2 separate regions of the Homo sapiens genome follow, and region 2 is linked to region 1. Evidence: chromatin loops called from intact Hi-C (ENCODE). Cell type or tissue: GM12878. All regions are shown on one strand. Each heading gives the region's core, and the rest is flanking DNA. Links, peaks and the distances in the headings are about the cores only.

Evidence for each region. Peaks named below come from ENCODE experiments on the same cell type or tissue, not always from the same donor. Only the 100,000 strongest peaks of a DNase experiment are listed, where the experiment ranks them.
Region 2: a loop joins it to region 1, with 2.1 times the contacts of the local background. A loop is called at or near these places in 3 of 110 quality-filtered maps.

Annotation. Positions count from the first base shown.
Region 1 is chr3:142,019,408-142,035,725 of GRCh38, forward strand. The region is part of intron 3 of TFDP2 (transcription factor Dp-2); the gene reads right to left. Among named protein-coding and RNA genes, the nearest start is that of TFDP2, 120 kb to the right of the region's middle. RefSeq lists enhancers at 3,005-3,064, 8,969-9,470, 9,877-9,926 and silencers at 3,020-3,314, 8,533-8,582. In GM12878, for the core only: no CTCF peak of the experiment used is centred there; DNase peaks (open chromatin) are centred at 8,522, 9,224 and 9,804; H3K4me3 peaks cover 2,382 bases; H3K27ac peaks cover 1,991 bases.
Region 2 is chr3:141,955,331-141,971,648 of GRCh38, forward strand. It overlaps TFDP2 (transcription factor Dp-2), which reads right to left. Exons shown (of 13, transcript NM_001178139.2): 9 at 14,743-14,811; 10 at 8,482-8,633; 11 at 4,344-4,510. Among named protein-coding and RNA genes, the nearest start is that of ATP1B3, 87 kb to the left of the region's middle. In GM12878, for the core only: a CTCF peak has its summit at 7,394 (motif pointing right); a DNase peak (open chromatin) is centred at 7,431.

The DNA of each region.
Region 1 (16,318 bases), core at 4,525-12,524:
ATGACTTTTGTGTCAAACTTAAAAAGGCCTGTGTGTGTTTAAATATAAAAATGAAGGAAGTGAGACTAATTGCCAGGGTTTTCCTAAATTTACCTTTGCTCCCTGGAAGTGTACTTTATACATGCACTTTAAACATGCTGCATTTTACTTATCGTATAGGTTTTATATTTCCAGTTGGATATGCTGTTCTTATAAATTAATTATCAGCAGTTAGAATGTATACTAAGATTATATTAAACACCCCCCCCAACATCTTCTTATACAATTTTAAAGCCTTCATTTTAAATTATAAATCCTTGACCCACCTGGAAGTTATCTGATATAAGAAGTGACAGATCCAAGGTTTTCCCCCTGAGTTAGCCACTTTTAATGAATAATCCACTCCATGCTGATATGAAATGCAACCTTGAGTTTACTTATTTGGGTCAATTTATTGATTTTCTATTCTGCTCCACTGATCTGCCTCTTCATATGTCAGTTCCCCATGGTTTTGTTTCATTCATGATTAACAGTTCCACAAAAGAATAAGCTGAGTCAGAAAAAGAAAGTAGTGTCAGAGCATTTCCTTCCTTCCTGTACTACCTTTTAACTATCTGTTAATAACTACTGTAAAAGACTATCAATTAGCTTCAAATACAGTACTGAAGAGGTCAAGTCACAGGTCAATTCTAGAAGGGGCAATTTGTTTTGCAAAGAGAAATGATTTCACAACCTTAAGACTGTATTTCTAATTTTAGCCAGCCATCTAGAAAGCAATATATGCCACTGAAAACAAAGTAGACTAGGGAGAAAGGATATGGATGACTCAGGGGATATCTATCACCTGTATTTCAAAAATAACTCTTGGGCCAGGGACGGTGGCTCACGTCTGTAATCCCAGCACTTTGGGAGGCCAAGGTGGGTGGATAAGGAGGTCAGGAGTTCAAGACTAGCCTGACCAACATGGTGAAACCCTGCCTCTACTAAAAATATAAAAAATTAGCCAGGAGTGGTGGTGTGTGCCTATAATCCCAGCTGCTTGGGTGGCTGAGGCAGGAGAATTGCTTGCACTCGGGAAGTGGAGGTTGCGGTGAGCCGAGATGGTGCCATTGCACTCCAGCCTGGGCAACAGAGCAAGACTCCGTCTCGGGGGGGAAAAGAAAGAAAGAAGAAAGTAACTCAGGCTCTGTAGGTCAACAGCATCACCTATGTAAATGAAATAAAAACAAACTTTGCAGTTACTCTGACTTCCTTCATTTTTATGTTTAAATATACTCATATACCTTTTTCTTTAAAAAAAAAAAAAAAGTTTTCAGGCTAGGTGTGATGACTCATGCCTACAGTTCCAGCACTTTGGGAGGCTGAGGCAGGAGGATTGCTTGAGTCCAGGAATTCAAGACCAGCCTGGGCAACATAGTAAGGCCTCATCTCTACAAAAAAATAATAAAATTACCCAGGTGTAGTGACACACACTTATGGTCCCAGCTATATGGGAGGCTGAGGCAAGAGGATCTCCTGAACCCAGGAAGTCGAAGCTGCAGTGAGCTGTGTTCATGCCACTGCACTCCCATCTGGGTGACAAAGCAACACCCTGTCTCAAAAAAAAAAAAATAGTTTTCACTTTATTTACTAACTAGTATTACCTACCTGCACATGCACATTACACCACTGTTATGTTTTATTTTGATGCATTTGTACTGAACCATGTTCGCCAAAAGTCACTAAGATTAAATACAAAGTTAATCACTATTACAAAACTTTTTAACTGAATGACCTCAACATCACTATAATTGGGATGGGTGACAAAGAGAAGATAAAAAAGTTCATAATATCTCCAAAGTATAATGGTTAAAGTGACCTCTGGAACCTTCCTCTTTCTATTTGGTTCTAAATGGAGATCAGGCATCCCATTGTGCAAAGATAAGGACAGAAAATCTGACACGCACATTCCTACATATCACATACACGGAAGGAAAAGCCTGAATGTTTCTGCAGCTGCCAGAACATAGAGAACTTTCAGGATTCACCCAAATGGATCACCTAACCAGAATCTTTCCAAAGGATCCTTGAAATGACCATAATATTAAGTGTATTTATAGCTCTATGGTCATATTTCTAAATGAATAAATCTTATATGTCAGTCTTTCCTACATACTTTCCCTAGAAGATCAAACCTGTTCTCTTGGCTTTGTTGAACATTTTCACTTAGGGGACACTTTCTAAAAACGATTAGCTAGCTCCCTCCTTTTCTTGTATCTAGAACCATGAATGCCCTAAATTCTTAAATTTGAAAGGAGAAAAACATTTTTTCTTCTCCATCTTACCACATTGCAAGATTTAAACAGTATCTCCTCATTGCTTAAGCAAACTCCTCAATTCAAGCTCTGGTATCTGGAATATTATAATTGGTTTCATTTAGTTCATCAAACCTAAAAGATCTTAGAAATCACTAAGGTCACTTGCAGGGCCCTTCTCCTTCAATAATTTTTTAAGTGTTCACCCAAAAACATTTGTCTCATCTGTAGGTTTGATACTGCTGGTTTTTCATTGGCTTCTTTATCTTTAGTTAAAATATGTCCTTTTGAAATCTTTTTTCTGTTAGCATATTCAGTCAAGGAAACTTTTTAATTGTTCAATTTCTCATTTTTCTTCCACCTGCTCAACTAAAATTTCCTAGTTTTGAAATGTATCTTCTGATTAATAATTGAGGAAGTTTACTGTATGTCCTCAAACAACTTGATCCTCCCAATCCTTCCCGGCAGTTCTTCCCAAATATGAGTGATCACAAGATTCACTACAAAGGGAAGAGAGGTGTCTCTTATTCAAAACACACACTCCTGAGCTCCACTGGACACCTAAAGATTCAAAAATTAGGTGGAGAATTTGTATTTTTAAGTGCCTCAGATGATTCTTATGGTCTGGTAAGACTCTTTGTTCAAATTAAGGAAATAACGAAATGCAAGTGGACTCTAGTACACTGAACTTATTTCTATTCTCATTTTAAAAGAGTCTGAGTGACCCTTATTTCTTCTGTTTCTTGTTCTTAAGTGTTATATTTTTTCACTGTTTAGCCCATTTTCAATCACCACTGTTAGCACCATCACAACAGTCAATACACCCACCAGATGGCACACAGACACTGTTTACAGGCCTAGTAAAAGAGAAAGCACAGAAAGCAGCACATTTTATCTCATACCAACAGCCACTGAATGGCTAGAGTTGATCAAGACAGCTGAGTGCAACCACAAGGATCAGAATTTATGAGTACTCAAATACCCAAGAGTACTTCACTGGAAATTACTCTCATGAAGAAGCTCACAGTCCGAGAGGGTAGCCAGACAGGGGTAACAGATAAATCCTTTTAAATTTACAGTTAAGTGAGATATTTTTCTAATATTTATAAGAGGTGACCATGACTGCAGACAGACTTTGAATTAAAAAGCTGGGTTCCTGGGCCGGGCACAGGTGGCTCACGCCTGAATCCCAGCACTTTGGGAGGCCAAGGCGGGTGGATTACGAAGTCAGGAGTTTGAGACTAGCCTGGCCAACGTGGTGAAACCCCATCTCTAGTAAAAATACAAAAATTAGCCGGGCGCAGTGGCATGCGCCCGTAGTCCCAGCTACTCAGGAGGCTGAGGCAGGAGAATTGCTTGAACCCGGGAGGCGGAGGTTGCAGTAAGCCAAGATCGTGTCACTGCACTCCAGCCTGGCAACGCAGTGAGACTCCCTCCGTCTCAAAAAAAAAAAAAAAAAAAAAGAAAAAGAAAAGAAAAAGAAAAAAAGTTGGGTTTTTAAAATAAGTTTTTTTATTTATTTGAGATAGAGTCTTGTTGTGTCACCTAGGCTGGAGTGCAGTGGCGTGATCTCAGCTCACCGTAACCTCCGCCTCCCGCGTTCAAGTGAATCTCCTGTCTCAGCCTCCTGAGTAGCTGGGATTATGGGCGTGTGCCACCACATCTGGCTTTTTTTTTTTCTTGTATTTTTAGTAGAGACAGGGTTTCGCCATGTTGTCCAGGCTGGTCTCGAACTCCTGACCTCAAGTGATCCACCTGCCCCGGCCTCCCAATGTGCTGGGATTACAGGCGTGAACCACCACGCCTGGCTGGGGGGTACTTAAAATAAACGTAAAACTTTAGGATACAAATTCAAAGGGACCAAGGACCACCCATGAATTAAGAGTTCCAAAGCAGTTCTTCTCCTTAGCAAATAAAAGAGGGGATCGTTGTTTTATAATACCATGCACTAAGTAGCTCACTCAAAACTGCAGTAAGTTATTGATATTATAATCTCAACAATATATTCTACTTGAGGGCTATTACTGAAGCTACATTTAAATCACATTGTGAAATGCAAGAAATCTTAAAGTTAGACATCAATGTCAACAAAATCTCTTTGTATTAAAAATTTATCCATTAAAGATTTTTAAATTTTTTTTGAGACAGGGTCTTGCTCTGTTGCCTAGGCCGGAGTGCAGTGGCATGATCTCCACTCACTGCAGCCCTGACCTGGGCTCAAGGGATCCTCCCACCTCATTCTCCCGAGTAGCTGGGACCACAGGTGCGTGCCACCATGCCCAGTTAATTTTTGTATTTTTTGTAGAGACAGGATTTTGCCATGTGCCCAGGCTGGTCTTGAACTCCTGAGTTAAAGTGATCTGCCTACCTCTCCAGGTGCTGGGATTACAGGCATGTGCCACCATGCCCAGCCCATTAAAAGATTTTTGAGAACTTTTATAAATAAGTTCTACTGTGTCTACCTGGCACACAGTAAGTGCTCACTTAGTGGTCTGTTCATTTTTCTGTCAGAGAAATTGCCAAGAGTTGCCAAATTTTCACTACAAGTGAGCAAAGTGCCAAAACCAAAGTCCCCGGTTGATAGTCTCCAGCTTTAGAGTTACCATGTAAAAATTCATTTGAAAATTGGTTTCTTGAAACTTGGTAGAAAGAAACAACATAATTACATGACAGGTTCCTGGATCAGTTCACAAAACATAGTTAATTCATAATATACTCAAAGCACCATACTCATACTGGTCTACCTGCTCCTCAACAATGTAAAAGGTTTTCTCTTCAGAGAAATATAGGCATCAGGCACATCTCCCCTCTTACTCCACTCCAGAGATGAGAAATTTCAAGGTGGCTGTTATTTCTAGTTGCATATGTATATATAAGGCAGAAAAAAAAGGCTAAATCATTGACCTCTCTGGGTATTCTGAATCGGGTTACAATAAATAGGTAAGGCTCAGGTTCCTCTAAGACCTCAGTTTTGTGATAAAGAGTTCATACATAAAGCAAGAACTTCAGGTACTCCTGAAGTCTTCTTTCAGTATACATTTTAAATATTTAATTTAAGACCGGGTGCAATGGCTCATGCCTGTAATCCCAGCACTTTGGGAGGTCGAGGCCAGAGGATCACCTGAGGTCAGGAGTTCGAGACCAGCCTGGCCAACATGGTGAAATCCCGTTTCTACTAAAAATACAAAAATTAGCCGGGTTTGGTGGCGGGCGCCTGTAATCTCAGCTACTCGGGAGGCTGAGGCAGGAGAATTGCTTGAACCCGGGAAGCACAGGTTACAGTGAGCTGAGATTGTGCCACTGCACTCCAGCCCAGGCGACAACAGCGAGACTCTGTCTCAAAGAAAAAAAAAAAAAGATTTAATTTAATATTTAAATTGATTATGACTGGAAGTATTTACTAGAAATTAAAGACAATTAAGGAATTACCTCTAAATGGCAGATGAATTAGGAAAGTTTTTGTTTGTTTTTTCCTTCAGACACTCCCAACCAATTTCCAGGTAACAAACTTGAATGGTTTGGTTTCTCATAGAGTATAAATCAACAATATAATATAGAAAATTATACTCTCTATGTTCTATACTCCATATATGCTAAAACTAATGTGCTCTTCTCAACCATAATTTGACCACACATTCAATAATTCCAAGATAATTTACACATACAGAGGCAGTGGGAATTCATCTTAAAATAATTCAACTGATTTTGGTCTTCATTTCTCAATTTGAAGGGCTAGGAGTCCAAACTATGTCCTTGTTGCTGTTGCTGATACTGTTTTCCTTGTTAAGTAACTTATTGTCATGTCTACATTTATAATTGTAAGTGATACACATTTTTTATAATCACAATCTATGATGCTGTCACAGTTATGTATTACATGTGGAGTGACCAACTTTTTTTTAAGCCTGTCTATTCCATCAAAATTTCTGTTCTTTGATCAGAATTGTAAAAAAAGTTCTTTAGGCAAATCTATAGTTTGTAAATCCATTTTAAAGTCCATGTAAATTGTTTTACTTATTTTAGAGAGAAAAAACCTCAACCATTACATGTTGCTATTCCTTAAGATAAGCAAAATGTACATAGATAAGTTTTAGAATCTGAATCTTAATTGAAATAATGATTCAATAAACTTCAAAGGCCAGGCGTGTGGGCGCATGCCTGTAATCCCAGCTACTTGGGGGGCTGAGGAAGGAGAATCGCTTGAACCCAGGAGGCAGAGGTTGCAGTGAGCCGAGATCACACCATTGCACTCCAGCCTGGGCAACAAGAGCGAAACTCCATCTCAAAAAACAAACAAACTTCAAAATCTCTAAATTTGGTCATCATTATTTGAAGAAAAGAAAATCTTCTGGCCGGCGCAGTGGCTCACGCCCATAATCCCAGCACTCTGGGAGGCCGAGGTAGGCGGATCTCAAGGTCGGGAGATCGAGACCATCAGGCCGAGGTGGGCAGATCACGAGGTCAGGAGATTGAGACCATCCTGGCTAACATGATGAAACCCCATCTCTACTAAAAATACAAAAAATTAGCTGAGCGTGGTGGTGGACGCCTGTAGTCCCAGCTACTGGGGAGGCTGAGGCAGGTGAATGGTGTGAACCTGGGACGCAGAGCTTGCAGCGAGATTCCGTCTCAAAAAAACAAAAAAACAACAAAAAAAAACAACAAAAAAATAACTTCAGGTAAGCCCACAGATCTTAGCTAACAGCAAGAGGAATTTTTAATAATCTGCTTGAATGTTGATATCTTTTCCAGCCTTCTCTCTCCTTAGGCCAATTATTTAGAAAACTGTATAATAATTAATCCATATGCAAATTTTAAACTATAGCTCAAAAACTTTATTGGCTACTGTAAATTACTACGAATTTTCCAGTGTAGGGTATGGCAAATATTGAATAAGTGCCTCATATGTGAAAGAGCTGGTGCTCAGCACTGATTTTTCAAGAGCAAACTTAAGAAATGAATAAAGTTGTAATGTGTATACACGCACATTATACAACAGCATAGGACTTCTTTGTGTTACTTGTAAAAGGAAAGGTTTTCACTTTCCTCATTATGAATTCCAAAAATTCAAAAACTGTTTTTCAAAATTTTGACTGCTTTCATTACACGCATAATGCTTCCACACTCTTCATTCCTACTCTTTTCAGCAGATAAACATTCTCCTCTTTCCATTAGCAACCAATCCAAGCTTATTATCTTTCTTTTTAGAGGCAAACTGCAACATATCATTTCAATTAAACCCAAAATATTACTCCCATATTTCTTATGCAAAGGTCTTAGGAATAAGCCTCAGCTTCTCACAGAAGATGAAATCATCTATCAACATATGTAACTGATGTTTCTCATTTTATTTTCATTTTGAGATTTTGTACCTACTGTCTAGTGATAAACTTTTGCAACTGTTTCCTCTATATTTTAGATGGCTTAGGCTTTAAAAAAATGGTCTATATGATTTAATTATCAATTTTTTCCTTAAGTGAAGTTCAACAGAATTAATTTTCTCACATTTTCATTAATTATACAGGCTACAGGCAATATTTAAAGTTTTTTTTTAAATATTGGGTATGTTACTCATTTTGTTACTCTATGACTTTCAATTCCTGAATATAAAATAATAAATTTTAAATGACTAAATTTTATTTATTCACTGATTAAATCAGATTTATGACCTCCTCTCTCCATTCCAGCTACTCTGAGTTTTGAATGAAACAACCTCAATTGTAACAGAAGAAACATCTGTTGCTTTTTTTCTTCACCAGGGCTTTCCTAACTGAAAGAAGAAAGACTCTCTGCCTGACCTCCTCTCCCTCTCCCTCTCCCTCTCCCACTCCCGCTCCCCACCCACACTAAGTTCCTTAAAACTTTTTTAAGTAAATGTATTATTTAAAATTTCACTGTATCTATTAAAAACATCATAGTTTAGAAACATTCACTTCCTTATTGAACTTCAAAGAATGACTAAATGCTATTATATATCAAAAAATAAGACGTGTCTAATAGAATATACGTTGTAACTAAAATGCAAACTTCAAGGGTATAATTGAAATGATCAATTCAATCAAGTTGTCATATATTCCGGGGTCATTAAGAATTGTTTAGGGGTAAGATTTTCTTCACAGTATCCAGATTCATATAGCATCTTGTATGCTATATTTTCTTTGCCAGTCCAAGGCTAACATAATGGCAGTCACTACCCCAAGAGGCAGACACCAAATGGTGCCACCCACACTCTCACACTGTGCCTCATAATAAACCATAAAGCAGTGGAATGCACCGGCCCCTTTATGAGCAAACAATGCCTAAGCTTCATTAGAATACAGCTGACATTTTCAAAGCACAAATACTTTTAAGAAAAATGTACTAGGGAAAAAAAGGAATGAAACAGCTATAAAAGCTGAAATATTTTTCAAGTGTCAGGTTGATTTCCAAGGATCCTTGGGAAGTATATTTTGCTGTTGGCAATTTAAAAGTTTTCGTAAGTGGAAAAAATGTTTAGTTAAGGGCAAAGCTTATTTTATTAACTACTGGGGAAAAAAATGAAAGTAAAAACTATCCTTTGAATTGCTTTCACAAGTAATAACCATGAAGTACCTTTAAAATTACTGATTTCCTCAACTGCTGCTTTAGTTCCTGAATTAAGAAAACTGAGCTCCAGAATTATTTTCACATTTTAATTAATTTATATAAGTAACTGAGTAATAAACTAATTCTTCCCCTCCCCCCCCACCCCAACCCCCATACATAACCCTGTAGTTTTTCTGTCTGCAACAAGCAAGGACGTCTTGAAATCAGCGTGCTCCTGGCTATTTATCAATTTAATATTGCTGCTGCTTAAAGAATATAAAATAAGAGCTGTAAAAACTCACCCAGCAGTGAGAAACAAACTGATCTCTCTTACCTGGTCTAAGGAAGCATGCCTCTCACTGCAGTACCAACAACATTCTACAGTCTTTGTTACCATTCAGTGGAAACTTGAGACTGTGTCAGACGTAAGCAATCGAGCTCAGAAAAGCTCAATTTAAAATACTTCTCAGTAAAACTAAAAAGATGCTCAAGAAAACTGTTTAGTTAACTGGCTTTCAAAAGACATATGAATACTGTTTACAACAAAGACATCTCAAAAGAAATTGAAAAGTGCAGGTCTTAGATGAAGGGGCTTTTCTATGTAGAACCTTGTTTTCTTATTAAATTAAAAGGATATTTTTATTTTAAAAAATGCTTAAAGTACACACTTGATCTTAGCCAAAAGGCCGAGAAGCAATAAAAATGCTTAAAGTAAAAAGGGTGAAATAACTACAAGTTAACATTTTTCTAAATATCACTTGCCTTTTAACTAACTTAAAAAATAAGATTAAACTTACTCGTGAAACCTGCATAATTTGAATTATACATATCAGAGTATCTGCTGGCTCCAAAGCAGTCACAAAGCAGGAGACTTAATGCATCTTGAAAGCAGAGCAAAAGCACCACGAGTTTCAGGGGGAAAAGAGGAGGAGAAACTCTTGAAAAACTGGTCGGGGCTTTTTGAACCTGTAATAACTGTCCAGCTCTTGTGGGAGGAAAAAAATGTCCCAGTCCTGCCCCGAGATAGGAGGCTATGCTTCAATGCCAAAATGAATGACAGGCCCATTTCTGATATCAACAAAGAGCAGCTTAGTTGTGCTTTTTTTTTTTTTCCACTTTCCCACACAGAAGTTCTAAAATTTCCAGGTTAGTCCCTTTATAGCTAGGGTTAAGTACCTTTCTCCATTTTCTCAAGAGGGAACTCAATTATGTTGTCCTGGTTTTTTTTTAAATGACTAATTAAATATACATACCTAATCATCTTACTTAGTTTTCCTAGGCAGGAAGCTGAACAAAAGATGACCTCTTAGGTTCCTTTCCAAATCTATTCTTTTCAATATCAGATAACCATATGACTGTCAATATTAATAAGCTTTTCCAGCATCCTGATGTATGGCACAAGTAGAAACAAAAAGCAAGGTAACATTAAAAACAAAGCAACTGAGATAAAATTTTCAACTAGCAAGATGTAAAGATAATTTACCAAGGTATGTGTTTGATTACAGAAATTCAAAACAAACACTCCAATCAACAACATATATTTGCTGAATACTTATTATGAGCCGAGCACTATTTTGGGCCCTGGAGATACAGTAGTGAATGCAACAGACAAAAGCCAAACAAAAAATCTCTGTCTTTCGTGAGCTTAGTTTATTTCAGTTCACTCTAAGTACAACTCTCCTAGATGACTAAGGTACTTTTCCTTCGTTGACTAGTTATCACCTATTCTGAAATATTCCCCTTGGAAAGTATGTCTTGACAACAGCTCCAGGAGACGCTGTAAAGTATTTGGTGCTCCGTTCAGTGTTGTATCACCAGTGTCTAAAACAGTGTCTGTTAGACACTCAAATACATATTGAATCAAATAGATCAGAGAGCTTCTTCTTACTCAAAATTTTCCTTTGCCAACACATATTATACTTACATGCATACAGAGATATGACAACAATAATACAATACAGGGTGTAAATTAAACTGGGTTGTAAACACGTGTTAGTATAAACAAAACTGAAAATACAACCTATATGGCCCTCTATCTTTCCAGATTCTACAATAAAATCTGTTTTCACTACTGGATGTGAGGTCAGTATAATATCTGAGTAAATAAATCACATAAAATTCTATAAAGTAAGTTTTTGTGGACAGTCAGATTTCAGAGGAGTTTTGAAAGAAAAAAGAAACTTGGAAATTACACAGAATCTGATCAGTTTGGTATATTAAAATCTTACATGTTTATATTCATTTACATTCCCACATTTGGAAACAATTTTAAACTCCCCATCCTGCTTTGCACCATTCTTGATCATCTTACCAGATGACGCTTCTTACAGAGAAAATAAGTGTACACCTTTAACCTGTCAGATCAGCTAGAAGTGCTCACCTGTGTCACCCAAGGCCAGAATATTCAGGGGCTAGATATGGTCACACCTACTCTGTTATAGTCTTAAAACAAAAGGAAATTAAACATCCAAGTACTCAAGTATATTCCCGTGTTCTCTTTTTTTTTTTTTTTTTTTGAGACGGAGTCTCGCTCTGTCGCCCAGGCTGGAGTGCAGTGGCGCGATCTCGGCTCACTGCAAGCTCCGCCTCCCGGGTTCACGCCATTCTCCTGCCTCAGCCTCCCAAGTAGCTGGGACTACAGGCGCCCGCCACTACGCCCGGCTAATTTTTTGTATTTTTAGTAGAGACAGGGTTTCACCGTTTTAGCCGGGATGGTCTCGATCTCCTGACCTCGTGATCCGCCCGCCTCGGCCTCCCAAAGTGCTGGGATTACAGGCGTGAGCCACCGCGCCCGGCGTATTCCCGTGTTCTCTAAATAGGAGAGCACCCCCCCGGCCCTCCAATTGTCCAGAGCTAGACAACAATTACAAGTTAAAATATAAACTATTTAGTGTATGTTTTAACAATAAACCTAACAGCAACCCAAGGTCAGAAAGATGTGATAACTGAGGTCAAGTGACAAATAAAATAAGGTGGGGCCAAAGTAGGATTCTACTGTTCTTGCAGAATGAATTTTCCTTTTCCCATTCCTTCCTTCAATAAATACTGAGCACCTATTATGTATCAGGCACTGAGCTGGGCAACAAATTGACCTGTTACCTACTGTCTACTCCACAGATCTGACCTTCAGCCAATCTATTCCTTCAAGTTTCCTTCTCCATGCTTGCCTTCCTTTCCAGAGCCTTTTCTCTGGTCTCAAATTCTTTACTCATACTACACCCCTTCAATCTGCTCTGATGTCTTTCTTGGCACGTAGCATAATCACTACCTTTTATGTTCTTCTGCAAGTGTATGACACAGTGTGGGGAAAGTAATAAGACTTCCCACTCAGATGATAAAAATGCAGATTATATAGGTTGTGTCAAACAATTTCTCCTTAATCTTATGTAGAAAATCCATTTAAACATCATTAATTACAACTACTGATTATCTGGAAAACACCAAAGGTAGCTGGACATTCTCCTAGGTTTATAAACTGATTTATTTGGACTGGAGTTTGTGACATTTATTGGCAATCTGCCCAAATATTAAGCCCATTTAACAGACACATTTATGATTCTATAGGCAGAAATAACACTATAATAGTGTAATGATGGCAGGCATTGGCCAAATAAAAACTATCTATCAGATCTATATAATGAAGCAGTAGAAATTAGTTACATTGTACCTGTACTTACATTTTCAAGTAAAATATTGAATCTTCCTGACAAGCACTACACCTAAAGCAAAAACTTTCTGCTATCACTTGCATGGTTAGGTGCCAATTTCTTAAAAACATTGCATAGTAAATATTTCATATTTCCTGTTTGCCTGCTGCTCTTCCTCTTTCCACTTTTTTTCTTTCTCTCTCTCTCTCTTTTTTTTTTAAGAGAGAGAGGGTTTTGTTCTTTCATGCAGGCTGGAGTTGATGTGCAGTGGTGTGATCACAGCTCACTGTAGCCTCAATCTCCTGGGCTCAGGTGATCCCTCCCACTTCAGCCTCCCAAGCAGCCAGGACCACAGGTGTGCACCACCATGCCTGGCTAATTTTTGTATTTTTTATAGAGACAGGGTTTTGCTATGTTGCCCAGGCTGAACTCCTAGGCTCAAGTGATCCTCCTGCCTCCCTCCAAAGTGCTGGGATTACGAGTGTGAGCTACTACGCTTAGCTCGACTCTTTCAATATGCACATTTTTCTGAGTTCTGTGCTCAATGCTCTTTTCTTCAAGATCTACACTCCCACTCTAGAGGATGTGACCTATATTCTATAGCTTTATCACCTCTACAAAGATGACTACAGAAATTTATACTTCTAGCCCTGGCTTTTTCTGTTCTGCTGTAAACTCTTCTTTAGATGCCTATTGGACATCTCTGTTTATATATCCCATAATCTCAACTCAGTATTGAACTTCCTGTCTACCTTCCCAAACCCACTCATCCTCCTAGGTTCCTCATCCTTGTTAAAGGCATTAATATCAAGAACAGAAAGTGATTTTCTTCTTGCCTCATCCTCACCACCCAAATGCCCACATTGTTTCCATTTTTTTTCTAACATATATCATTCTCCCAGTTTAAAAACAAAACAAAATGAGAAATATAACTTCTGATGTCTAGAGCTATACCATCCAAAATGGTAGCCTTAGCCATATGTGGCCATTTAAATTTAAGGTGATTAAAATTAAATAAAATCAGCCAGGCGCAGTGGCTTATGCTTGTAATTCCAGCACTTTGAGAGGCTGTGGCGGGTGGATCACCTGAGGTCAGGAGTTCAAGACTGGCCTGGCCAACATGGTGAAACCCCTCTCTACTAAAAACACAAAAATTAGCTGGGCATGGTGGCAGGCCCCTGTAATCCCAGCTACTTGGGAGCCTGAGGCAGGAGAATCACTTGAACCCAGGAGGCAGAGGTTGCAGTGAGCCGAGATTACACCACTGCACTCCAGCCTGGGCGACTGAGTGAGACTCTGTCTTATAAAAATAGATAAATACATAAAATTAAATTTAAAATTTGATTTCTCAGTCATGCTAGCCACATGTCAAGTGCTCTATGGAGCTGCATGTGGCTAACAGCTACTGTATTGAACACTGTAGATATAGAACATTTCCATCACTGAAGAAAGTTCTATTAAACATCTCTGATCTAGAAATCAATGGCAAACCACTTAAATTAGTAATCCAAATTTTTTTCAACATAGACCCAGCTCCAATCTACCTGTGTTAACGTTATCTTCTACCAAAACCCCTATGCATGCTTTATCACAACTTAGTGGGGCCCACAGAATTAAGTTTAAGGCTTCACAAAGATAAGGGAGGCCTACACGAGCTACGTGGCGAGGGATCTATAGGAGGGAAAGAAAGCAAAGATTCTAGAGAGGACAGAAATAGTTCACTAAAGCCCCCACAAGTTAGGGAGGGACAAAATTTTGGAGATAATACCTTTAGCCTTAGAGAAGAAATATGGTACAGTGGAGACAGCATGAGCATTAGAGTCAGAATACTTCATCCAAATTCAAGTATTTGTTTAGTTATAAGGGACAGAAATCGAACTCAAACTAGTTTAACATGAAAGGAATTAGTTGGCTCAGCTGGCACACAGAATCCCAAAGGGTGAGATAACTGAACCAGGAGGGTCCACTTTGCAAAAGGGTCTTTTGTAGGCAACAAGGGCTTTAGCTTTCAAACTTACTTCCCTCTTCAGAAACTTTAATATTTCTCTTCCCACTGAGTTCATCTTAACATTTCAAATGCAGAGATTGTTCCCTTCTAACTGCTAACCAAACTAAAAACATCATACTTCCCATCTCTCTTTAATCACTAAAATTTTTTAGTGTGGTATCTATAGCCACTATCTCAGCTTTTGCACCAACTTTTTTTTTTTTTTTTTTTTTTGAGACGGAGTTTTGCTCCTGTTGCCCAGGCTGGAGTGCAATGGCGTGATCTCGGCTCACCTCAACCTCCGCCTCCCAGGTTCAAGCAATTCTCCCGCCTCAGCCTCCAGAGTAGCTGGGATTACAGGCATGCGCCACCACGCCTGGCTAATTTTTTTTGTATTTTTAGTAGAGACAGCGTTTCTCCATGTTGGTCAGGCTGGTCTAAAACTCCTGGCCTCAGGTGATCCGCCCACCTCGGCCTCCCAAAGTGCTGGGATTACAGGTGTTAGCCACCATGCCTGGCCTGCACCAACTATTAATTAATTATTAAATCTTCAAAAATGCACCAAGTACCTCTGACACAACCACAGTTAGGCACTAGAGAGAGAAAAATAAACAAGACATTGTCCTTATCCTCAAAAAATAAAACAAAACAAAAAAACAAAAACCCAATTTGGCTTCTATCCAACTGCTCAAATGAACTGCATTGTCTAAAGCAGACAATGAGCTCTGCCTTGATAAATCTAATAATGTGTGCTTATGCTCCATAGCCTTGCTGTATCTGGCCTTGCTGATCTTACAAATCCCATCTTCTTAATACTATTACAACAATCTTCTCTTGGCTTTTTTTTTTTTTTTTGAGACGGAGTCTTGCTCTGTCACCCAGGCTGGAGTGCAGTGGCGCAATCTCGGCTCACTGAAAGCTCTGCCTCCCAGGTTCTCACGGCCTCAGCCTCCCAAGTAGCTGGGACTACAGGCACCCGCCACCACACCCAGCTAATTTTTGTATATTTAGTAGTGACAGGGTTTCACCGTGTTAACCAAGATGGTCCCGATCTCCTGACCTCGTGATCCGCCTGCCTTGGCCTCCCAAAGTGCTGGGATTACAGGTGTGAGCCACCACACCCAGCCTTCTCTTGGCTTTTATAAAGACTATTCCTTCTCTGTTTCCACCCCAAAACTTGTGGAGTGGTTCCTTTATTTTTTTCTTATTACTTGTATTCTAAATGGCTCAACCACAGCCATCTCTTTTGCTGTACTGTTGTTTCAGAAGGTGACTGATTACATAATTTATTATCTAAACTGAATTACCATTAGGAGTGAAAGGGGCACACCATAAATAATTAGGAGCTGTTTGGGAAAAGTGGAACATATGGATTCCTGCTTAAAAACTTTCAGTAGTTCCTGCCTCCAAATCTTTAAGCATGCCATACAAAAACCTACTTTGAACTAATTGCATTTATGGATTAAATTTCTATCTTTTTATGGCTGTCTCAAGGTCTGTCTTCACTCAGCACTCAGAGTACACTGAGACAATAGTATGTCTAATCAAGAGTCTCATTTGACTGTCTCCCCCATCTAACAGCAACCTCATTACATCTCCTTGGTCAAAAGTGCCCATAAACCACTCATAAGCCTCATTGAGAGAGATGAGAAAACGTAGGCTTACTAATATCAAATAACTTGCATAAATGCTAGCAAGTGGTAAAACTGAGATTCTAACTGATATGGTTTCGCTGTGTCCCCACTCATATCTCATCTTGAATTCCCATGTGTTGTGGGAGGGACCTGGTGGTAGGTAATTGAATCATGGGGGCAGGTCTTTCTGGTGCTGTTCTTGTAATGGTAAGA
Region 2 (16,318 bases), core at 2,922-10,921, 66 kb before region 1:
GTCACGAAGAGATCAAAACCACAGAGCCTGCCTAATCGCCCTGAGCCTTTTCACTGGGAGTAAGCTAAAATAAAGTTCTGGTGATTTATTGAGTAAGCCCTTTATTCAGATTCTGCTGGCCTTCCAATGACACAGCAGGACCCAGGCTGGAGAGCGTGGAGAGAGGAAAGCTGGGTGGGGAGACGGAACAGGTGGGCTGAGGGGCAAGGAGAGGCGGGGGGCCCTTGCAGGGGATGAATGGTGCCAACCGAAGAACTAAAACAGAAACCAAATCTCAGCCAACAAACTCTTCTGTTGTGAGCAAAGGACCAAATCATAGAATAAAACAAAATTAAAGCTACCTTTTTGCTTACATTGGATTTAATGTATCTTAGACCTAGTATTAAAATGCCTTTAAAAAGCGATGTGAAATTCTAGATGGTTATACTTACAAATAAAATAAACAAAAGAAAGCAAAGGCAAAAACACTGCTTATATATTCATTTCTTTTTTTAAAAGACAGAGTCTCGCTCTGTTGCCCAGGCTGGAGTGCAGTGGTGCAATCTCCGTTCACTGCAACCTCTGCCTCCCAGGTTCAAGTGATTTTCCTGCCCCAGCCTCTCAAATAACTGGAATTACAGGCATGTGTCACCATGCCTGGCTAATTTTTGTATTTTTAGTAGAGATGGGGTTTTGCCATGTTGGTCAGCCTGGTCTTGAACTCCTAACCTCAAGTGATATGCCTGCCTCAGCCTCCCAAAGTGCTGGGATCACAGGCGTAAGCCACCGCACCCAACCTATATAGTCAAATTGTATCTACAAAATATGTAATATTTTCAGGAATTAGGAAAATCAGGAAGATTTCTAAATTAGTGAAAAAAATCTTAATTATAGGACATGTAAAACATAGTGCTTCTGTTTTCAAGTATACTCAGTATAACTTTACAACTCTATAAAAAGACAAGTAACTCTACTTAAAAATGAGCAAAGGATGGACTGTGGGAGGCCGAAGCGGGTGGATCACCTGAGGTCAGGAGTTCGAGACCAGCCTGGCCAACGTGGTGAAACCCTGTCTCTACTAAAAATACAAAAATTAGCTGGGCGTGGTGGTGGGCGCCTGTAATTCCAGCTACTTGGGAGGCTGAGACAGGAGAATCGCCTGAACCCGGGAGGTGGAGCTTGCAGTGAGCTGAGACTGCACCATTGCACTCCAGCCTGGGTAACAGAGAGAGACTCCATCTCAAAAAAAAAGTCAATGTGAATAGACATATTTCTGAGGAAGACATACAAATAGTCAATAAACACATGAAAAGATGCTCAACATCAGAAGTCATTATGGAAATGCAAATCAAAATCACAGTGGGAGCCAAGGCAGGTGGATCGCTTGAGCTCAGAACTTTGAGACTAGCCTGGACAACATGGCAAAACCCCATCTCTACCAAACATATCAAAAAAAAAAAAAAGATTTAACCGGGCATGGTGGCACACATCTGTGGTCCCAGCTACTCAGGAGGCTGAGGTGGGTGGATCGTTTGAGCCCATGAGTTCGAGGCTGCAGTGAGCAGAGATTGCGCCACTGCACTCCAGCCTGGAGAGCAAGACTCTCTCCCCTCCACCACCACCCTGCCCCACCCCCCCCACAAAAATCACAGCGAGATATCACTTCACTTCTGTGAGGATGGCTATAATTCAAAAGATGTATAGTGACAAGTGTAGAAAAGGATATGGAGGGCAGGCACGGTGGCTCACATGTATAATCCCAACACTTTGGGAGGCTGAGGCAGGTGAATTCAGGCCAAGAGTTCCAGATCAGCCTGGCCAACATGGTGAAATCCTGTCTCTACTAAAAATACCAAAACTAACCGGGCATAGCGGCAAGGTGCCTGTAATCCCAGCTACTCAGGAGGCTGAGGCAGGAGAATCACTTGAACCTGGGAGGTGGAGGTTGCAGTGAGCCAAATTACGTCACCGCACTCCAGCTTGGGCGACAGAGTGAGACTCCGTCTCTAAATAAGTAAGTAAGGATGTGGAGAAATTGGAACACTTATCCACTGGTTGGACTGTAAATGGTACAGGAGCTTTGGAAAACAGTTTGGTATTTCCTTAAAATGTTAAACACAGAGTTACCATATGACCCAGCAATTTCACTCGTAGGTATATGTTTTTAGAGATAAAAACATATGTTTACACATAAACTTTTATAAGAATGTTAACAGCAGCATCATTCGAGATAGCCAAAAAGTGGAAACAGTCCAAATATCTACCAACTGATGAATGGATAAACAAAATGTGGTCCATCCATACAATGGAATAGTATTTGGCAATAAAGAGGAATGAAATACTGATGGTGCTACAACATGAACGAACCTTGAAACACTACACTAAGTGAAAGAAGCTATCCACAAAATGCCCCATGCTGTAGGGTTCCATTCACATAAAGCGTCTTTCTAGAATAGGCAAATCCATAGTGACACAAAGTAGATTAGTGGTTGCCAGGGGCTGAGGGAGAATGGGGGAATAGAGACTGTTAATGGGTTTGGGTTTCTTTTTGGGTTTTTAAATTAAAATATTCTGGAATCAGATAGTGGTGATGATTAGCAACCTTGTGAATATACCAAAACATCACTGAACTGACATTTTTAAATGGTGTATTTTATGGCATGTGAATTCAATCTCAATTTAGAAAAGCTACAATGGTATCATTTCAGACCCACCTGATTAGGAAAATAGAACACTTCTACTCTGCTGGGGAACGTGTAATTTGGTAAAATCAAATTGAAAATTTTTGGTATCATCTAGTAAAGCTGAAGATGTACCCAACTCTGACCTAACAAGTTCAATCTGTACGTTTGCATGTGGTCACTGGGATACATGTATAGGAATGTTCAAAGCAGCACTGTATTTTAACATCAAGCAATCGGAAACAAACAGTTTATTTTCAGTAAAATAAACAGATAAGCTGTGATGTATTCATATAATGGAATTTTACACAGGAGTAAGAATGTATGAATTATATCTATATTAAATCACATGGATGACTCTAAAGAACATAATATCGAGTGAAAAAAAATCAAATCACCAAAGAGTATATTACTATGACTTCACTTATATAGAGGCCAGAAGTAGGCAAAACTAAATAATACATTATTTCCAGTTTACCATTTTGGTTTATCTCTAAAGAAATGCAAGTGAATGACAATGAAATGTAAGAGAATGGTTATATTTGAGGGGTGGGAAAGGGCACAGAGCCTGGGGCAGGGGCATGCAGTGGACTGGAACAGTAATGTGCTTTCCTCAGCTGGGTGCTGGATTCATGGGGGTCTACTGTACTGTGACCCTTCAGAGTCTACAGACGTAAACAACCTTTGTATCTACTCAGTATTTAATAAGAACAATTTAAGACTGGGGAAAGAGGAAGAAGGAACAGTAAATATGGTCAACTTGAGAAGTTTTACTGTAAAGAGGAGCAGCGTACACAAATGTGAATCCAGGTTTACCCCGTTCTGCCCTTTTTTCCCCTGACATTTAAACTTTCAGTCCACTCCTCCTCTCTGAATTCAATTAATCAAATGTTTTTATGTATGGGCAGATAATAGATATACTAAATTTTCCATTAGAGGGAAGTAGGATGTACCTACTTTTTTTTTTTTTTTTTTTTTTTTGAGACAGAGTTTCACTCTTCTTGCCCAGGCTAGAGTGCAATGGCGATCTCAGCTCATTGCAACCTCCACCTCCCAGGTTCAAGTGATTCTCCTGCCTCAGCCTCCTGAGTAGCTGGGATTACAGATATGTGCCATCACGCCCGGCTAATTTTTTGTATTTTTTTAGTAGAGACAGGGTTTCACCATGTTGGCCAGGCTGGTCTCGAACTCCCGACCTCAGGTGATCCACCCGTCTTGGCTTCCCAAAGTGCTGGGATTACAGGTGTGAGCTGCAGCGCCCGGCCAGGATGTACCTACTTTCTTTTGTAAATTGCCCAAAGTTTCCCTTGAAGTATCCACAGGGCACTAAGAGAAGATTTTTTAAAACTCCCTCATTGAGCTTTTACTAGCTTACTCTAACTAGGCTCTAAGCTAGGTACTGGGAATTACAAGATCTCTCTGAAGAGCCAAATTCAGTGCTGAGTGAGCCAATTTAGATGTAATAGTATATAATGTGTGGTGTATAGATGTAAGTTCATAATGTTATGAAACAAACTATTTAATCTAATTTTTGAAAAAATGGTCCTAAAGTGTTAAAGGTTTCAGTTTGTCGACACAAGCACAGATGTTCTAAAATTTTGCAATTTTCTATAAGAAAGGTTTTAACAAGTTTGGATTCAACATTTAATCAGGGACAACACATGAAAGCATCAGTTAACATACCTGTGATATAACCTTCTAAAGCCTTTGGCACCAGGGATTTCGCAAGTTTCAGATCCTCCAGAGAGCATTTGCCTGACTCCAGGCCAAACGACATTCCCATCCGCTTTAGTACTTCTATGTCATCATGGATCTCAAAGGTGTTGTCAAAATTGAAAAGATACTCAAACCTGCATCAGGAAACAAAGTAAAGGGTTTTTGGTGGTGCTGGAGAGGTCTGAATAGTTTTGTATTCTATAGTTTAAGTAACAGAATGGGGGCCTAAATCCAGCTATAGTGCTAGAAATTGCTACCATTTAGAGAGCCATGAGTCATTCTGCTCTGTCAGGGGAATGACATCTCAAATAAAACACTTTCCCAATTAAAACAACATTCCTCTGACAGATGATAGAAACCCACAAACTTTAGCCCTAACTCTGTTACAAACAGAGGATAGAAATTTTATTCTAAATCCAGTACTTCTCAAAGTTGCCTACAGCTTTGCCACAAAAGAAAAGCCTTTCTACTTTAATATTACGATATCCCTATTCCGAGTTGGCCTGTTAGCTTTGAGGAAAAAAACATTTTGAATGCTTACTTCATTTTCATGAGTCAAATGTTAGCTACAGCCTACTTCAGATAAGCAATAAATAGAAGACTTTCAACAAGTGAAAACAACCCCAAATCCTGTCCTGAGAGGCTAAGGAGTAAAATGTTTTAAGAAAAAATGTCACATGTAATACAAGCACGTTTCCAAATATGTTTGGAAAGTACCCAAATTGGATTCCCAGCTTCCCAGCAGCCCAACACACGTTAATCAAGAGGCAAAAGAAGGAAGACACAGTCCTTCCGACTCCTAGGCTAGGCCTGGAGCACCTTCATCATGGGCCTCAGCCCTGCAGGGACAGGGTTTGGGGACAATGGTAGGTTTCACCTGGTCATGAAATTCTATTAAAATCATGTGAGGGTAAAACTTTATACCCTATCTAAGATAATTTGAATAACAGATTATCTTAGAAGCAAAAATTATAATTTGAAGCAAAATACCAATTTAAGTAATCTAAAGTATATGAATTTGATTAAAGTACAATAACAACTTAAAAAAAAAAATCTGAAGTGGGTGCCTGCCACAGGGATGATTTCAGGCATCTGTTAAAAGCAGATCGTTTTGTAAATGTAATCCTCATTGTGGAAAGCCTCTTGGCTAATTATGGGGAAAGACTGCATCACCAAAGTAACTGAAAGGGTTTTTGGACCTACGTCGGATAACAAGCTTGTACAAGCTACTCAGAGCCTCCTTCCCTCCACTCAAAGGAAGGCCAAGGAAAGGGCATGAGTCAGGGACCACCCAAGAGATGGAAGCCTCACCAGATTCCAGCCTGGGGGAACAGTGTCCACAATACCCTAGGCCAATGATTCCCAGATTTTCCCATCATTCTTTTTAGACTTAAGAGACTAACCTAAGATAGTTTTATAATTCTCCATACAAAACAAGAGACTAATTTGAGAGAGTAACTAGAATGCTAAGTTTTGTGTTTTTTATCTGAAAAGATGCTAACCATTTTCCAGAATTCTCAGTTTTTTGTTGTTTTTTTTTTTTTTTTTTTTTTTTGAGACAGAGTCTTGCTCTGTCGCCCAGGCTGGAGTGCAGTGGCACGATCTCGGCTCAATGCAAACTTCACCTCCTGGGTTCAAGTGATTCTCCTGCCTCAGCCTCCTGAGTAGCTGGGAGTACAGGCGCGTGCCACCATGCCTGGCTAATTTTTGTATTTTTAGTAGAAATGGGGGTTTTACCATGTTGGTCAGGTTGGTCTCGAACTCCTGACCTTATGATCCACCCACCTTGGCCTCCCAAAGTGCTGGGATTACAGGTGTGAGCCACCGTGCCCGGCCTGAATTCTCAGTTTTCTGAGACTATGTTAATGGTCCTCTTTGACATATATTTATAAAGAATTTGCAAGTGTGTGGAAAATAATTCAGATATCTACCACTTACTGACCACTGGGCTGGGTTGTATATTAATTTACCCATAACTTTTTGAAACTGGCAAGGTAAATACTATAATTCTTATTTTTGTGGAGAAAGGAACATGATCTCAGAGAGGTTAAGAAACTTAGAAGATTAAAAAATGGATCAGCTTTAGTTGGCCAAGGAAGTGTGCACCTGCAGTCCTGGCTACTAGGAAGGCTGAGGCAGGGGGACCGCTTGAGCCCAGGAGTTTGAGGCTGCAGTGAGCTATAATCGTGCCTGTAAATAGCCACTGCACTCCAACCTGGGCAACAGTGAGAACAGTGAGAATCCACTCTTTTTTTGGGGGGGACGGAGTTTTGCTCTTGCTGCCCAGGCTGGAGTGCAATGGTACAATCTTGGGTCACTGCAACCTCTGCCTCCTGGGTTCAAGTGATTCTCCTGCCTCAGCCTCCCGAGTAGCTGGGATTACAGGTGTGCATCATCACGCTAATTTTTGTATTTTTAGTAGCCACAGGGTTTCACCATGTTGGTCAGGCTGGTCTCAAACTCTTGACCACAGGTGATCTGCCTGCCTTGGCCTCCCAAAGTGCTGGGATTACAGGCATGAGCCAACACGCCCGGCCAAGAATCCACTCTTAAAAAAAAATTTATTGGTTCTGGTTTACTTCATAACCTCTACTATTTCTTTTTGTGTCTATAGTCTCAATTATCAAATAGTTTTGAAATTCCTGCTGTTTTTTTCTTTTTTCTTTTTTCGAGACAGAGTCTTGCTCTGTCGTCCAGGCTGGAGTGTAGTGGCACAATCTCGGTTCACTGCAACCCCTGCCTCCCAGGTTCAAGCGTTTCTCCTGCCTTGGCCTCCCTAGTAGCTGGGACTACAGGCGTGCGCCACCAAGCCTGGCTAATTTTTGTATTTTTAGTAGAGACAGGGTTTCACTATGTTGGCCAGGCTGGTCTCGAACTCCTGATCTCAGGTGATCCACTAGCCTCCGGCCTCCCAGAGTGCTGGGATTACAGGTGTGAACCACCACGCCTGGCTAACTCTTCTTTTGTGTGTGTGCCTTCTTAGTGGAGTGGCCCGGAATCTCTGGACACAACAGAGACCGGCAGGGGGCGCAAGAGCGCCAGGAAGAAGAGTGGGAAAACAAGTAGCAGTGAAGCCCAAGGGCAATGTCAGGGCCCTAGGAGACAGGAAGTTCTGGTATCCCTGGGACAGTTCTGGGGTATGCCTGTGGTACTGACGCAATTATTATAGAGTCTTCTTTTGCATTAATAAATCCCTATTTGAACAATAAACTATAGGCTGACCTTTTGTAACAGCAGCTAACATTTAAAAAACACTTACCTCAAGTCATTATAGACATTAACTCATTTAATCCTCACAAGGCTGGGAAGTCATAGGGGACCCAGTATCATTCCTATTTGTTCTTGAGAAAACAGAGCTTTGCAGCAGCGAAGTGGGGGAGCCATAAGCGGTACATGGATCCGTCTCACTCTGCACCCTATATATACTCTTAACTCTTTTATGGTACTGGTCACAGCCTGAAGACCACTGAGAGAAACTTTTTCATGAATGGTAAAATACATCACAAATTAATTCTATATTTTGAAAAGTGCTACTTCTTATTTGCCATAATGAATATTATCATTGATCTTAGTTAAAATGTAAAAACACAATTTAAAGGAAGCAAAGAATGTGCCAGGCATTTTCATGTCTATTCATACATTCATTAATAAACAGAAGCATGCATAACTATGATATAGCAAAACAAAGAAATAATTGGTTTAATGCCACATGTTGACCTAAAATATTTCCGTAATAAACTATGACGGTGAATCACCAATGAATCTACCTTGTCCCAGACCCACAGTGCTGGGCTAACTTATCACAGTTACTTGCTCAGAGTTACCACATACATGCAGCACGTCATAGGTTGGGCCCAGACACTGCCACACACATATAATACAGACAGCACAGTGCCTGGCACAAGACAGGGGACCACAGAGGGTGAGGGTTGGAGCGCACACTAGTGGAAGATTGCACCCATGGTTCAGGAGGTGTTTCATGTGCCCCAAGGAAGCCAGCCTTTGAGGGGTGCAACTAATAAAGTGCATCCTTCTTGAGTTTGCAAATGATATGAAAATGTTAACAGAAGGCCAGCCCTGCACCCATCCCTAGTTCTCCACTCACTTGTCACTGGAGATGCTGCAATCTATGACTGTTTTTCTGCTTGTATTGATGATTATGAATGGCAGCTGAATGGTAGAGTTCAGAGCCGGCGGGCCCTGGTTTTGCTGCTCATTTTGTCGATTTCTCTGTACCAGGTTTTTGAAAGCGATTTGCTGTAATGATCAATAAAAACAATATGGTCAATTGTGCATAAGTGAGTTGGAATTTAAAAGAATTAAGATAATACCTTTAAATATAGTTTAAAATTAGAGTTTAAAGAGACATCCCGCCTGCACTAATGAATTAATTTAAAAAATTAAACATTTAAGAAAGAATGATCCAACTCAATAAATACATTTTTCCATCATCCATAGAAACAGGACCTCACAATCTGGGAAAGAACCAGTAGGCACCTGGAACTCTTCAGCAAATGACACAGCAAGGGTGATACCATTTATCTAACATAGACTCCTGACAGTTTGGGGTCAAATATGCCCCCAAACTTTAGGATGTGTAGCCCAGGGATATGCAAACATTTTAAAGGCACAAAATTGTTTCTTCAAATAAAATCTCGAGGGAGGCTGGGCACAGTGGCTCACGCCTGTAATCCCAACACTTTGGGAGGCCAAAGCAGGTTGATTGCTTGAGTCCAGGAGTTTAAGGCCAACCTGGGCAACATGGCAAAACCCTATCTCTACAAAAAATACAAAAACTAGCTGGGCATGGTGGTATGTGCCTATAGTCCCAGCTACCCAGGAGGCTGAGGTGGGAGGATTGTTTGAATCCAGGAGGCAGAATTTGCTGTGAGCAGAGATCATACCACTCCATTCCAGCCTGGGTGACAGAATGAGACCCTGTCTCAAAACAAAACAAAAAAAAACTCATGTAAAACAGATGGAAGTGGTGCTGTTGAGGCTGGCTGCAGTGAGGCCAGGTCCTAAGCTCTGCCATCTCTGCCCTCAAGCACAGCCACATGGTTTCTAAGGCACCTCCACAGAACTTCTCAGCAGCCTCTGGGCACAGTTTGGAATCCAGCCCCAGCCTTCCCCAACCAGACATTTCCAGATGAGGTAACTGAGGCTCAGCACTAATTATAAGATACATCAAGGCCTAAATTTTTTTACTGGATCTTGCCGCTACTTTTAGTTATAACCATTACTCAAAAGCCAAAGAAAGTGATCTCCCTTTTAGACGGAGGCTGCAGTAAGCCGAGATTGCACCACTGCACTCCAGCCTGGGCAACAAGAGCAAAACTCTGTCTGAGAAAAACCAACCAACAAACAAACAAGTGATCTCCCTTTTTTTAATAAGGTAAATGTACGATAGAATTTCACAGCTAGAAAGACTGTATGCAGTTCAAGTTTTTCATCTGCTCAAGAAACAGATAACGTTTTAAAAGTTCCTCAAGTCAGAGCCATTCATTCCCCTTCATTAGCTTGTTATAATCTTGTCACCCAGTAGTGATAAATTTATTTTTTACATTTTAGCAATCTTATGATCAGTATTGTTTATTTCAGGTTCTGGACCTTAACTAAAGTTTCAGTAAGATTACTATTATTGGCCAGGCATGGTAGCTCACACCTGTAATCTCAGCACTTTGGGAGGCCGAAGTGGGAAGTTCTCTTGAGCCTAGGAGTTGGAGGATGCAGTGAGCTATGACTGTGCCACTACATTCCAACCTGGGCAACAGAGCCCTTTCTCAAGAAGAAAAAGAAAAGAAAAAAAGGAAAGAAAAGAAGGGAAGAGAAGGGAGGGGAAGGGGAAGGGGGAGGGGAAGGGGAAGGGGAAGGGGAAGGAAAGGGGAAGGAAAGGAAAGGAAAGGAAAGGAAAGGAAAAAAGAAAAGAAAAGAAAAGATTACTATTATCTTAAAATGGCTGAGTGCTATCTCCCCAAAAGGGGAAGATTTACTCTTTGAAAAGCACAAAAAATAATGAACACCAATTTATTGTAGACCTAAGTGTGTCCAAAAATCACTATCAATAACTAGCACTATCAATATCATTACCAAACATTATTGAGGTTACATTTCATTATTTTCTGTTGCTAAAAAACGAATTCATTGCTTAATTCCTTTAATAATGAGGAAAAATTATGATTAAACTGTGGAACTGAGAAAAAGAATTACATGCTTAAATACTCCTGCATAGCTTCTCTTCCCTTTTACTAGAATACACATCTCAAGAGCTGTTCCTACACTTTGCCTAACTTGGTGTCTGTCCCTAGTGCCACAAGAGGACCCTGGTATATGGGGGAATATAAGCAGTGATAACTAATGGCCCTTATGTATTTGTGATTCACTATTTAATGCTGTGTACATTTAATAGTATCAATGGTTTTTCAAGTGAAGAGAGCAGTAAAAACATAATGTTTTTATTATTATTATTTATTATTATTTTTTTGAGACGGAGTCTCACTCTGTTGCCCAGGCTGGAGTACAGTGGCACGATCTCAGCTCACTGCAACCTCCGCCTCCCAGGTTCAAATGATTTTCCTGCTTCAGCCTCCCGAGTAGCCGGGACTACAGGCACCCGCCACCATGCCTGGCTAATTTTTGCATTTTTAGTAGAGGCGGGGTTTTACCATATTGGCCAGGCTGGTCTCGAACTCCTGACCTTGTGATCTGCCCACCTCGGCCTCCCAAAGTGCTGGGATTACAGACATGAGCCACTGCACCTGGTCATAATAATGTTTTTTTTAACACTGTCACAAATTTCATATACCATATAATGTTATTTTGGATAGTAAAAGGAAAAATAATTCACTTATTTTGAACTGACTTATTTGTTGCCCTTTGATTGATTTCCTTTGGCCTTTTGTTCTTTTTCAAACTCATTAACATCTATTCCAGAGGCTGAACAGCTTTAAGTGTGTTCATTCATTTTCCTATGCGTTTATTATGGAAAAGGTTTAAGGGCTGGAAAGGGCAATTATAGAGATAAAAGTAGGATATTGGGATTATCTACAGGTTTGCTTTACTCACTCCATTCTTCTACATTACCAAAAATAAAAGAGAGGTGGTAGCAAGGAGGTAATAGTTACCTGTGTCATGTGACATGAGTGAGTTGTGACATGAGCTTATAAAAAAAAATCAAGTGAGCTTAGCCACAGCAAATGGATTACTTATTAAAAAAAAAAAAAAAAAAAAGACAGAGTCTTGCTCTGTTGCCCAGGCTGGAGTGCAGTGGTGCAATCTCGGCTCACTGCAACCTCCGCCTCCCGGGTTCAAGTGAATCTCTTGCCTCAGCCTCCTGAGTACCTGAGATTTCAGGTGTGCACCACCATGCCTGGCTAATTTTTTTATTTTTAGTAGAGACGGGGTTTCACCATGTTTGTCAGGCTGGTCTCAAACTCCTGACCTCGTGATCTGCCCACCTCGGCCTCCCCAAGTGCTGGGATGACAGGAGTAAGCCACTGTGCCTGGCTGCTTAATTTACTTTCTATGACAACTTAATTTATTTGATGAAAGGAAAAAAACTGAAATGCTAGGAGGAAATAAGTTTTTTGTTTTTTTTTTTTTTGAGACAGAGTTTCGCTCTTGTTGCCCAGGCTAGGGTGCAGTGGGGCGATCTCAGCTCACTGCAACCTCTGCCTCCCAGGTTCAAGAGATTATCCTGCCTTAGCCTCCCAAGTAGCTGAGATTACAGGCATGCGCCACCATGCCTGGCTAATTTTTTGTATTTTTAGTAGAGACGGGGTTTCTCCATGTTGGTCAGGCTGGTCTCGAACTCCTGAACTCAGGTGATCTGCCCGTCTCCGCCTCCCAAAGTGCTGGGATTACATGCGTGAGCCACCACATCCGGCCTTTGGAAATAAGTTTTAAGTTTACCAGAAGACCACAAGTTGATTTCAGTTATACTTTGGGTTTCACTTTAATGTTTAGAGAGACCTGTTTCTATGAATGTTGACAGCCATGTTGCCCCTGGGTGGAACTCTTCTACAAATATTTGGTTTGAGAGACAGTAGAGGAAAAGAAGTTCAAGACTTTAAAAAATAAAAAAACAATGTTCATGGTACAGAGGTAAGCAGGGAAAAAATATGGTTTCATTCTTTGCATCAGGCATCTAGAGACAGGAAAGTCCTACACACATGAGGGTGATCTTGCCCAGCACCATTCTTTCTGATAGGCAGATGACTGTTGGCATGCTGATAAACAGGTTTTTAAAAATAACGTGCCAAAAAAATTAAGCTCCAAAATGTTCCATGGTTTTGAAGAAATTCCAGGAGGGCCCCAGCACAGGGTTTGGGGCATGAGCTCTTAGGGGATACTGCAGATAACTGTGCAGGGACAGGGACAACAGAGAGGCTGCCGGGGGGAAGAAGATGGCAGCACAGGAGTTCAAGGAGGAGTGTTTGGTAGAATTCTACAGGCAGGAGCATAGGAATAAACTGTCAGTTTCAGCTTTTTTTTTTTTTAAAGCTGCACAATATTCTCTTCAAACAAAACATTATTATTTATATATTATATATTATATATAATTATATATAATATATAACAATATATATAATATATAATATATATAACTATATATAACATATAATATATATAATATATAACTATATATAACATATATCTCATATATAACATATATCTCATATATATAACATATATATCATATATATAACATATATATCTCATATATAGATATATATAACATATATATCTCATATATAGATATATATATAACATATATATATCTCATATATAGATATATATAACATATATATCTCATATATATAGATATATATAACATATATATATCTCATATATATAGATATATATAACATATATATCTCATATATAGATATATATAACATATATATCTCATATATAGATATATATAACACATATATATCTCATATATAGATATATATAACACATATATATCTCATATATAGATATATATAACACATATATATCTCATATATAGATATATATAACACATATATATCTCATATATAGATATATATAACATATATATCTCATATATAGATATATATAACACATATATATCTCATATATAGATATATATAACACATATATATCTCATATATATAGATATATATAACATATATATCTCATATATATAGATATATATAACACATATATATCTCATATATATAGATATATATAACACATATATATCTCATATATATAGATATATATAACACATATATATCTCATATATATAGATATATATAACATATATCTCATATATATAGATATATATATAACATATATCTCATATATAGATATATATATAACATATATATCTCATATATATGAGATATATATATATAACATATATATATATCTCATATATATGAGATATATATATAACATATATATCCCATATATATGAGATATATATATAACATATATATATATCTCATATATATGAGATATATATATATAACATATATATATATCTCATATATATGAGATATATATATATATAACATATATATATCTCATATATATGAGATATATATATATATAACCGGCCTAAATTTTGGTATTTCTATAAATCTTACTGAAACAGACCCAGTGTGGTGGCTCATGCCTGTAACCCCAGCACTTTGGGAGGCTGAGGCGGGTGGATCACAAAGTCAGGAGTTCAAGACCAGCCTGGCCAAGATGGTGAAACCCCGTCTCTACTAAAAATACGAAAAAACTAGCCAGGCATGGTGGCGGGTACTTGTAATCCCAGCTACTTGGGAGGCTGAGGCAGAGAATGGCTTGAACCCGGGAGGCAGAGGTTACAGTGAGCCAAGATCGCACCACTGCACTCCAGCCTGGCGAAAGAGTGAGACTCAGTCTCAAAAAACAACAACAACAAAAATCTTACTGAACTATTTCATGCCATTCTGTCATTTACTGATAAAATTAAGTATTACAGGCAGATTTGATTACTGTACTTGAAGCACCTAAAATTTAACTAGCTTCACTAGTGGATATTCCAAATTCGGGCTAAAATAAACAAACACAAAAAGACCCCTGACAGTTTATGTTTAGAGAGGCCTGAGTGTCAACAGTGAACTGCTGCCTGGCGTAAGTCACACACAGGGCAGGGAAGCTACTGTGGAGCTGAGATGATGGCAACAGATGGGACCATCTTAAGGCAGAGCACGTGGATGGCAACAAGCTAGGAGGTGAGAGAGGCTGCCCTGGCGTGGGCTCACCACACACCACTCAGAGGCACCACAATTAGAAAACACACTGACTCCAAAAGGCAGCAAGTGGAGAAACAGGGAAGGTAATGAAAACATCTCGGTATCTTTACCTGTAGGAGAAGTTCTTGCAGCTGGGCCCGCTTCTGCTTTATCCGTTCTATCCGCCTCTGCTTCTCTATCTTTAAAACATTGGTTACAAAATAATATGAACATAGGTAGACTATAAAATATCGTTCACTTTCCAGGTCCCTATTCTGAGATAACAATTTTCCCTAGAGAAACTGAACCCATTTTAACAATATGAATAAAGACAAATCATATCTTTGTAGGGGGCAGGGGCTGGAGTGAACAAGTAGACACAACATCAGATCTGTGGCAACTGTCATTAAAAATGAAATCATACACTTAATGAATACTTGTTAGCAGTACTTGTTGCAATTATTATTCAAGTTCTAATCAAAGTAATAGTACCACTTAGTTTATACTCACTCTATCTGCCAACACAAAAGTAAGCATTTTACACACATTATCTTAATTCACCTTCACAAAAACCTTATGAGTTAAGTCCTGTTGTTATCCACTTTGCATCGAAGGGAACGGAGGCATAGAGGGCTTAAGTAACTACCCAAGGTCACGCAGCTAGTGAATGGCAAGAGCCAAGATTTGAACCTAAATCCTCTGGTTACAGGGACTCTATTATTAATTACTTTGTTATATTACTCCTCTAAGAATAAGGCAAGATCTTATTTACAATTCCAGCTTAGCTGACTCTCCAATGAGGACAGCTGATAATACAGATATCTCACACATCATGGTAGGCTGGGTGTGGTGGCTCACGCCTGTAATCCCAACACTTTGGGAGGCCGAGGGGGGAGAATCACTTGAGATCAGGAGTTTGAGACCAGTCTGGCCAACATGGCGAAACCCTATCTCTACAAAAAATACAAAAGCCAGGTGTGGTGGCGCGCATCTGTAGTCCCAGCTAATTGGGAGGCTGAGACACGAGAATTGCTTGAACTTGGGAGGCAGAGATTGCAGTGAGCCAAGATCATGCCACTGCACTCCAGCCTGGACAACAAAGCAAGACCCTGTCTCAAAAAGAAAAAAAAAAAAAGAAACATGCTTATTGGACAAATTTTCCAGCTTCAAACTACTGCTTTTTTTCTCAATCTGATAACTACTCAGAGAAAACAGACATTAGGGTCTGAACTTCCTTGCAGTTGAGTTCCTCACTGTCTCCTTGGGCAAAAGCCAATGACATTTATTAAGAAAAGTTATGGCCAGGCGCGGTGGCTCAGCCTGTAATCCCAGCACTTTGGGAGGCCGAGGTGGGCGGATCACAAGGTCAGGAGTTCGAGACCAGCCTGGCCAAGAGACCAGCCTGGCCAATAAGGTGAAACCTCGTCTCTACTAAAAAAAAAAAAAAAAAAAAAAAAATTAGCCAGGCGTGTTGGCAGGCGCCTGTAATCCCAGCTACTCGGGAGGCTGAGGCAGGAGAATTGCTCGAACCCGGGAGGCGGAGGTTGCAGTGAGCCGAAGATTGCGCCACTGAACTCCAGCCTGGGTGACAGAGCAAGTCTCCAACTCAACAAAAAAAAAAAGAAAATTTATAGGAGCCCATTGGTTTGGACTGAGCTCCTGCACTAAGCTCAACAGACCAAACAAAAATGGAGTCACTCATGCTGA